Linked DNA regions of Homo sapiens: region 2 is linked to region 1. A link is an interaction called in ENCODE POLR2A ChIA-PET data of the cell type or tissue named here. Cell type or tissue: GM12878. All regions are shown on one strand. Each heading gives the region's core, and the rest is flanking DNA. Links, peaks and the distances in the headings are about the cores only.

What was found. Peaks named below come from ENCODE experiments on the same cell type or tissue, not always from the same donor. Only the 100,000 strongest peaks of a DNase experiment are listed, where the experiment ranks them.
Region 2: POLR2A ChIA-PET joins it to region 1 with 5 read pairs; 4 of 35 experiments call an interaction of 5 or more read pairs at or near these places.

What each region holds. Positions count from the first base shown.
Region 1 is chr6:155,196,835-155,201,237 of GRCh38, forward strand. The region is part of intron 14 of TIAM2 (TIAM Rac1 associated GEF 2); the gene reads left to right. Among named protein-coding and RNA genes, the nearest start is that of CLDN20, 65 kb to the right of the region's middle. In GM12878, for the core only: no CTCF peak of the experiment used is centred there; no DNase peak of the experiment used is centred there; H3K27ac peaks cover 500 bases.
Region 2 is chr6:155,331,177-155,335,579 of GRCh38, forward strand. No RefSeq gene overlaps it. Among named protein-coding and RNA genes, the nearest start is that of TFB1M, 19 kb to the left of the region's middle. In GM12878, for the core only: no CTCF peak of the experiment used is centred there; a DNase peak (open chromatin) is centred at 2,415; H3K27ac peaks cover 1,685 bases.

The sequences.
Region 1 (4,403 bases), core at 264-4,263:
TTATTTATAAATTATCCAATCTCATATAAATCCATTTATCTGTTATCCTTTCTTGCATATGGCTGTTAACATCTTTAACATGTCGTGGGAAAATGTGACAAAGTTCAAATTATCCCATTTTGTTACTTGTTGGTAGCTCTGGAGAAGGTTATTTGGAAAAAAGCACATGAAATTGTTAACAAAATTATTGTGTATCTTCTGTTAGGAGCCCTGGCCAGCTGCCCTGGGGAGTGAGCAGGTGCTATTCCACAGTTTCTAGAGTGGCAGGATGCCCCCTCCTTCCAGAAGTCTCCCAGTGGGCTTGTGCCAAATCTGGACTTCCCAGTGAAGCACTTGGAAACTGCCGAATGAAAGGACATGTGATCCTCCACATTTTAACATTTTTCTTTCCAAACACTAGTTATTTTCTCCTAAATTGCCATTTGTGAATCTAATTCTGTCTTTCATGTTTCAGTTGATGAATGGCCATGCCATTCTTTTGTGAAGTTTAGGCATCTTCGCATAGCAGTATTAGCAACATTATTTGAACATTTATTGAATTTTGTCATTATTATTTTATACAAATGATTGAGGAAAAATGGGGGCTGAAAATGTTGATAAGAAGCCTAGCTTTTCTAAGCTTAATTACCCATGACCCCGAAATGCCAGTCACCGCATGTGTCCAGCCAGCAAGACATTAGCTCCATATGGATGTTCTTTGACCTTGAATGTATTGGTCTGTTCTTATGCTGCTAATACAGACATACCCGAGACTGAGTAATTTATAAAAGAAAGAGGTTTAATTGACTCACAGTTCTGCAGGGCTGGGGAGGCCTCAGAAAACTTACAATCATGGTGGAAAGGGAAGCAAACATGTCCTTCTTCACATGGCGGCGGCAAGCAGAAGGGCCGACCAAAAGGGGGAAAGCCCCTTGTGAAACCATCAGATCTCGTTTGAACTCGCTGTCACCAGAACAGCATGGAAGTAACCATGCCCAAGGTTAAATTACCTCCCACCGGGTCCCTCCCAGGACAGGTGGGGATTATGGGAACTACAATTCAAGATGAGCTTTGGGTGGGAACACAGCCAAACCATATCACTGAGCAAGTCAGTATGTGTTCACTGGGGAAAGAGGAGAAAATTAATACATGTGCTAGGTCTACTTAAAAGGTGCAGCACAAATAGAAGTTTTATCATTTTTTGGGATCTCTGGGAGTAGAAGTTCACAGAACCTGAATACTCACCTTTCATGCTTCTCTTTTACAATTGTAGTCTGTGAGAAGTGTGGGGCTGCTTGCATGTCACACTGGCGGAATCTTGGGCTCTTCCTCTTTTGAACTCTGAAGGCATTTTGTCTGTATGGCTGATATGAAAGTTGCCTTGCAATATCGCTCACTGTGTGCCTGTCCTAATTAACCTACTACTGACAATCCCTTGAAAACAGGGACTTTGAAGAGTGTAAAGGATGTTTCAGACACAGCAGCCAGCACAATTCTTGATAAAAATAGCAGGCATTGAGTAAATAGCTATTGAGTGAAAGGAAGGTTGTTAGAAATCTCTTAATGAGGCCGGGCGTGGTGGCTCACGCCTGTAATCCCAGCACTTTGGGAAGCCGAGGCGGGTGGATCACCTGAGGTCAGGAGTTCGAGACCAGCCTCACCAACATGGAGAAACCCCATCTTTACTAAAAATACAAAATTAGCCAGGCATGGTGGCGTATGCCTGTAATCCCAGCTACTCGGAAGGCTGAGGCAGGGGAATCACTTGAACCCGGGAGGCAGAGGTTGTGGTGAGCCGAGATCGTGCCACTGCACTCCAGCCTAGACAACAAGAGCAAACAAGAGCAAATCTCAAAAAAAAAAAAAAAAAAAAAAAATCTCTTAATGAAAGTTAAGGCAACGTTCTTAAGAATGAATTATGGGGGATAAAAGGAATCCTTGGAACACATCTTGAGGCTTCCATGATTTCTTCTTTATAAATCTGATGCAAGGGAATGGTGCCGAGACTTTCTTGAGCCGAGGTCTCCATCAGTGGCACATGTGTGGAGGGCACCCTGGGATGGCCCATGGCTGTGGTGGTGGAGAACCACATGCCCCAGCTCTGGAGTCCTACTGCATATCCTGGGAGTCCACGGAGCCTAGCTGCTGGCTCACGTCTGTGCTGCTCTGCAATTTTAATGGGCTAATTGGTGCCCATGACAGTTAATTTGCCAGCTAAACCAAAACCACAACTAAAAAAGGACAGTAACTTCTTTATTTTTTTTTTTTAATTACAAAAAAAGTTTTTAAGACAGAGTCTCGCTTTGTCACCCAGGCAAATGGTGCGATCTCGGTTCACTGCAACCTCTGCCTCCCAGGTTCAAGCGATTCTCCTGCCTCAGCCTCCTGAGTAGCTGGGACTACAGGCACAAACCACCACACCCAGATGATTTTTGTATTTTTTAAATAGAGACAGGGTTTCACCATGTTGGCCAGGCTGGTCTCGAACTCCTGACCTCAGGTGATCTGCCTACCTCGGCCTCCCAAAGTGCTGGGATTACAGGTGTGAGCCACCGTGCCCAGCCTGAGAACAGTAACTTCTATATCACCAGTATAGGCCAATAGTGACAGTGAGTTGTGTTTTAATTTGGGGATAGTAACATTTGTAAAAGACTATGGGTCTCAAATAAGGTCTCAAATGGATTCTAGTTCCTGGCTTTTTCGTCTGTGACCATGGGCAGGTTACTATAACTATTTTCTTGACTCTTAAAACAAGGGATGAGGCAAAATAGTTTAAAATTTTTTCCTTCTCTCTCTGAAATTCTTGTATTTAACGTGATTGAAGTGACAATATAAGAACTACAGGAGTGTACATTTCCTCCAAAATTTTATGAAGCGAAAAAAGCAAAGTAATGGATCAAACATTCCATTTTGGTTTTGCAGCCAGTCCCATTCCCTCCTTAAATAGAGTCAGGTCTTGACTGCGGTAGAGAACGTGTTTGTTAAGGCTTCCTAATAATAGCAGGCTGTCTCAATATAAAGTTCACAAAGAACCTTAAAAACATGAATTATCCCTCACATCACCCTGATGGAGCAGAGATGTGTTATTATCATTTTACTTTCACAGCTGGGTAAATCAAGGTATAGAGACACATCAAGCCTCTGGTAGCTTGGACAAGGTCATAGTCAGTGGCACACACAGATAGAACTGTGTCTTCCTGTTTTTCCTTCCATGTAGGGAAAAATGTCTGGATTTTAACTGCTTTTTTTTCCTTTTAAAGATTTATCTATTAATATACATAGAGTAAAACCCAGTTATAATTTGCCTTGCAGTAAAGCAAATTTAGATGTGATCGGATTGCTGATAGTCCTTGTCTTCTCATCTGGATTCTTATCTGAGGGTTGGGACTGATGATCAGAAAGGTCTTGTGATCATCTGGGGCTTTCTCAGTTCAGGGAAAGGTCAGTTATTTACAGTCATAGCTTCGCTATCTATTCTTGTTCCTTTTTTGATGGTTCATACAGATTTTCATTAACCTTGCAATCATGTGGCCATATATTTCCTGTGATTTGTTTCTTTGGAACCCTCTTATGGTGGAGTTTTGCTGTTAATTCTAATTTCTCTCCTGTAATATCTACCCTGACTTCCTTATCTTCTTTTTAAAAAATTGAATAGAATTAACATACTATACAATTTACCTTTTACAGTGTACCATTCAGTGGTTTTTAGTATATTCACAAAATTGTGCAACCATCACTACCGTCTAATTCCACAATATTTTTATTCCCTCAAAAAAGAAACCTGACACCCATCAGAAGTCACTCTTCAAGGCCAGGGTCAGTCCCTCACGCCTGTAATCCCAGCACTTTGGGAGGCTGAGGTGGGCGGATCACAAGGTCAAGAGATCGAGACCATCCTGGCCAATGTGGTGAAACCCTGTCTCTACTAAAAATATAAAAATTAGCTGGGCATGGTGGCGCACACCTGTTGTCTCAGCTACTTGGGAGGCTGAGGCAGGAGAATCACTTGAACCCAGGAGGCAGAGGTTGCATTGAGCCAAGATCGTGCCACTGCACACCAGCCTGGTGACAGAGCGAGACTCTGTCTCAAAAATAAAATAAAATAAATAAACAATAAATAAATAAAAATAAAAAAAGAAGTCACTCCTTATCCTCCACGCTCCAACCCCCGCTCCTGGCAACTATGAATCTACTTTCTGTTTCTATGGATTTGCCTATTCTGGGCATTTCATATAAAAATGAAAATACAATGTGTAACCTGTCATGTCTGGCTCCTTTCACTTAGCATAATGTTTTCAAGGTTCATCCATGTTGTAGTATGAATCAATTCTTCATTCCTTTTTATGGCTGAATAATATTCAATTTCGCCTTCTTTTAATCCAAGAGAACCGTAGCACTTACTGAAAAGTGTCCTCAAATTTTCT
Region 2 (4,403 bases), core at 82-4,081, 130 kb after region 1:
CAGCAGTGAGAGTTACGCTGCCTACGTTGAGCTCTGGCTCAAACTGCTAGGGTTTGAATCTTGCCCCATGACTTGCTATCTCTGTGATGTGGGCATATTGTTTAACATTTCTAAGCCTCCCTTTCTGTAAAAAGGAGATAATAACAGTATCTTCTCCATCATGAAATTGGCTGAAAGATCAAGGCTGCTGCTAGCCCACAGGACACCTTTGTGTGAATTAGAGAAAGGCTCTCATTCCTCAAGTGAAAAAAGAACTTTTGAAGTTAGTATATTATATACTATCATTAATTACAATTATACAAACATAAAGTCATTCTGAATAAATACTGTACATCAAATGATTAAACAATGTAATATTCATTTTGAATTTTTAATTACAATTAGAAAATCAAATTTATAGATAACAAGTCAAAAATTTTAACAGCAGTTAATTATAAAATTTCCATAGCAACAAATAAACAAGTGCTCTAATATAATCAGCAGATTGTTACATAGTAATCTCTAATTTGTCAATTTAATACATACTTTGTATATTATTGATGCTAAATTATATTAGCTATTACCTAGTTATTTGTATCATAATGAAAATGCCTGTATACTTAAAATAGAACTCTGCTATCTTACTTGAGTACAGAAGACAAGTGCCAGAGTATATGAAGTATAAAGATTTGAAAAAAATTTAAGATACTAATCAGTTAGTACTTCAGTGAGAAAAAAATCTTATTTAGAAATGTAGGTTATTTTGAATGTTGTTAGATCATCAAGATCTTTTAATAATCAAATATATTCTTCCTTTGTAAGTCCAAGCAAAATGTAATATATATCAATCCTATTAAGTAAGACATTTTACTGCCACCTGTCAGTAAACTATCTTCATAAATATATAGCTCTGTCATCTTTAAAGTTAGCCAAGTTATGATAAAAATATGAACAGTCTTCAAAATGATAAAAAGGGCTATGATGTGACAGTCTTTTTAGTTGTGCTACTCTCATGCAATGTCCAACCTAAACCATTGTATGCATTGGTGCTGGGAAGGATTACAAGAGATAATTCTATAAAGTACTTTATATGCGTAAGGACTATTATACACTGAGTGATCACTGGATGTTAGTGTTTTATTTTTTATTATTAAACCTATGTTGTAATTGTGGTGTTTTAAAATGCCCTAGTTGAAGTCCTAGTTTCTTTTTTTCTTGGAGACAAAATTTCGCTCTTGTTGCCCCGACTGGAGTGCAATGGCACGATCTCAGCTCACCGCAACCTCTGCCTCCTAGGTTCAAATGATTCTCCTACCTTAGCCTCCTGAGTAGCTGGGATTACAGTCGCCTGCCACCACACCAGCTAATTTTTTGTATTTTTGGTAGAGACGGGGTTTCACTGTGTTGTCCAGGCTGGTCTCAAACTCCTGACCTCAGGTGATCTACCTGCCTCGGCCTCCCAAAGTGCTGGATTTACAGGCATGAGCCACCGTGTCTGGCCTCTAGTTTCCTTTTTGATTAGTACTGAATGTAAATTGTCAGTGTGGATAAAGTAGTTTAAAGAGAGATGCTCGGCTGGGCGTGGTGGCTCATGCCTGTAATCCTAGCATTTTGGGAGGCCGAGGCAGGTGGGTCCTTGAGGTCAGGAGTTCGAGACCAGCTTGGCCAACATGGCGAAACCCCCATCTCTACTGAAAACACAAAAATTAGCCTGGCGTGATGGCGGGCACCTGTAATTTCAGCTACTCAGGAGGCTGAGGCAGGAGGATCACTTGAACTTGGAAGGCAGAGGTTGCAGTGAGCTGAGATCATGCCACTGCACTCCACCCTGGGTGGCAGAGTGAGACCCCATCTCTAAATAAATAAATAAATAAATAAAGAGAGATGCTCTACACTAAATGGCAAAGAACTTTCTCAATTAACTCCATCTCTTCTCTTCACCAGAACCAAACTACAGCAGGTAATAATGGGATGCACAGTACCTCGTTTTTAGTTGAAATTGATTGCTTGTTCTCAGATTCACTATAGAGAACAGTCCATGTTATCATTTGTTTCAATGTTTTGCTTTAGTCCTTTTAATGACAACAGCCCGGGAAAGGAGCCCCAAGGCTGCTTGCTGAAATACAAATAATGTAGCCCAGTGTGTATTCTGTAGTGGGATATTCATGGGAAAGAAATGAGAATAATTTAATGCTCAGAGGTAAGCATATTTAAAGAAAAAGTAAAAATAGAAGTTTGTGTGCTGTTTAAAGTTATTTAGAAGGAAAAAGAGTCAGAGAGGATGAGAGAGGTTTTCAGAGACGAGAAGATAGTATTTAGCGAAAATGCTTGCAGAATGATCAGAAGACTAAGAAAACATGAGCAAAAGGAAGCAGTGGGAAGCCATGTGGAAAAGGTCAGGGGAAGGTTGGTAAGCAGCATGCAGAGAAAGGTGAAAACTGAAAGTTGAAATTTAAGGTTGAAGGCATTAGAATGAGATCAAAAGCAGAGAAACAGCTCAGTCACTGAAGCCAAGCCTGACGTTTCCATACCCCGAGGTGAGTACAGCACAGCTCTAGGAGCCCACTAGCAATTTTCTGCAGAAAACGTCAAAAGAAAAGATACCTAGCTGAGGGGAGACCAAGTTCCTTAATTTTGTATTTGTTGTTTTATTTTTAGAAAGTCATTTTGTTTTTAAGATCATGCCACAGTATTTTCAAAGGCCTTTGTAAAGAAAGATACCATATGCATTCGAAGTATTATTAGTTAGTTATCTGGGGTTAATTCTGGACAAATGTTTCTAAGAAAGATGAACATAAGGAAATAGACACAGAGAGAGAGTATAGACACAAAACAAAGCAATAGGGAAAACCTTGAAAGGAAGGAGAAGGGTGGCTCTGTGATGAGCAAAAAAACTACCAGTGAGAAGCAGAGACAGGGCAAAAAAAAAAAAAAAAAGATGTCTAAGCTCTGAGGAAGGGAAATCACTGATCAGAATGTTTTCCCATTACATATACATATAATCCATATATATATATGGATTTACGGAGTCTTGCTCTGTTGCCCGGGCTGGAGTGCAGTGGCTGGATCTCAGCTCACTGCAACCTCCACCTCAAGGGTTCAGCCTGCCTCAGCCTCCCTAGTAGCTGGGATTACAGGGGCGTGTCATGACACCTGGCTAATATTTGTATTTTTAGTAAGGATGGGGTTTCACCATGTTGGCCAAGCTGGTCTCAAACTTCTGACCTCAGATGATCTGCCTGCCTCGGCCTCCTAAAGTGCTGAGATTACAGGCGTGAGTCACTGCGCCCGGCCAATATATATGGATTTCCATTCTTTTATATCTCTCTCCACTTAAAAAATAAAGAATAACCTAAGTCAGACATCAGCAAACTTGTCCTGAAAAGTAGTAAATATTTTAGGCCCTGAAGTCTAGATCATCTTTGACACAAGGATTCAGTTCTTCCATTGTTCAGTGAGAGCAGCCATGGACAATGTATAAAGGAATTAGGGTAGCTGTGTTTCAATCAAACTTTATTTACAAAAACAGATGCAGGCCTGTGGGTTATAAGTTTGCTGACCCCTGACCTAAGGGATTTAATCTTCTCATTTCCAGATGAAAATATGAGTTCCGGAGTATTTCATTAAGCTATCCAGAGCCTCACAACTCAGTAGTGGGAAGCAAAAGTTGGAGAATAAGATGTGTTTAGTTATACATTCTGAACTTGGAGAGATACAGATCTTTTTAAGCAAAATAACATGAACTGTAATTTGTGCTCTCAGACACCTTCTGAATGCTTCACTCTAGATAATCAAGGCTTCTGAGTAGCTTAGGGGGCTACTGCATGAAGCAACCAAGCCATCCACGTCAATTACTTTGGATGGGTCATCTTTCTAAGATCTATTACATATGGTCATGCCTTTTATTTTATTTTTTTTGGCATTTATTTAATAACATTTATTTTATTTTTCCGTAAGTTATTGGGGTACAGGTGGTATTTGGTTACATGAGTAAGTTCTTTAGTGGTGATTTGTAAGATTTTGGTGCACCCAAACCTAAGCAGTACACACTGCACCCTATTTGTAGTCTTTTATCCCTCGCCCCCCTCCCGTGCTCCCCCCAGGTCCCCAGAGTCCATCGTATCATTCTTATGCCTTTGCATCCTCATAGCTTAGCTCTCACATATCAATGAGAACATGTGATGTTTATTTTTCCATTTCTGAGTTACTGGACTTAGAATAATAGTCTCCAATCTCATCCAGATCACTGCAAATGCTGTTAGTTCATTCCTTTTTATGGCTGTGTAGTATTCCATTGTATATATATACCACAGTTTCTTTATTTACTCATTGATTGATGGACATTTGGATTGGTTCCATGATTTTACAATTGTGTTGCTATAAACATGTGTGTGCAGGCATCTCTTTAGAATAATGACTTCTCT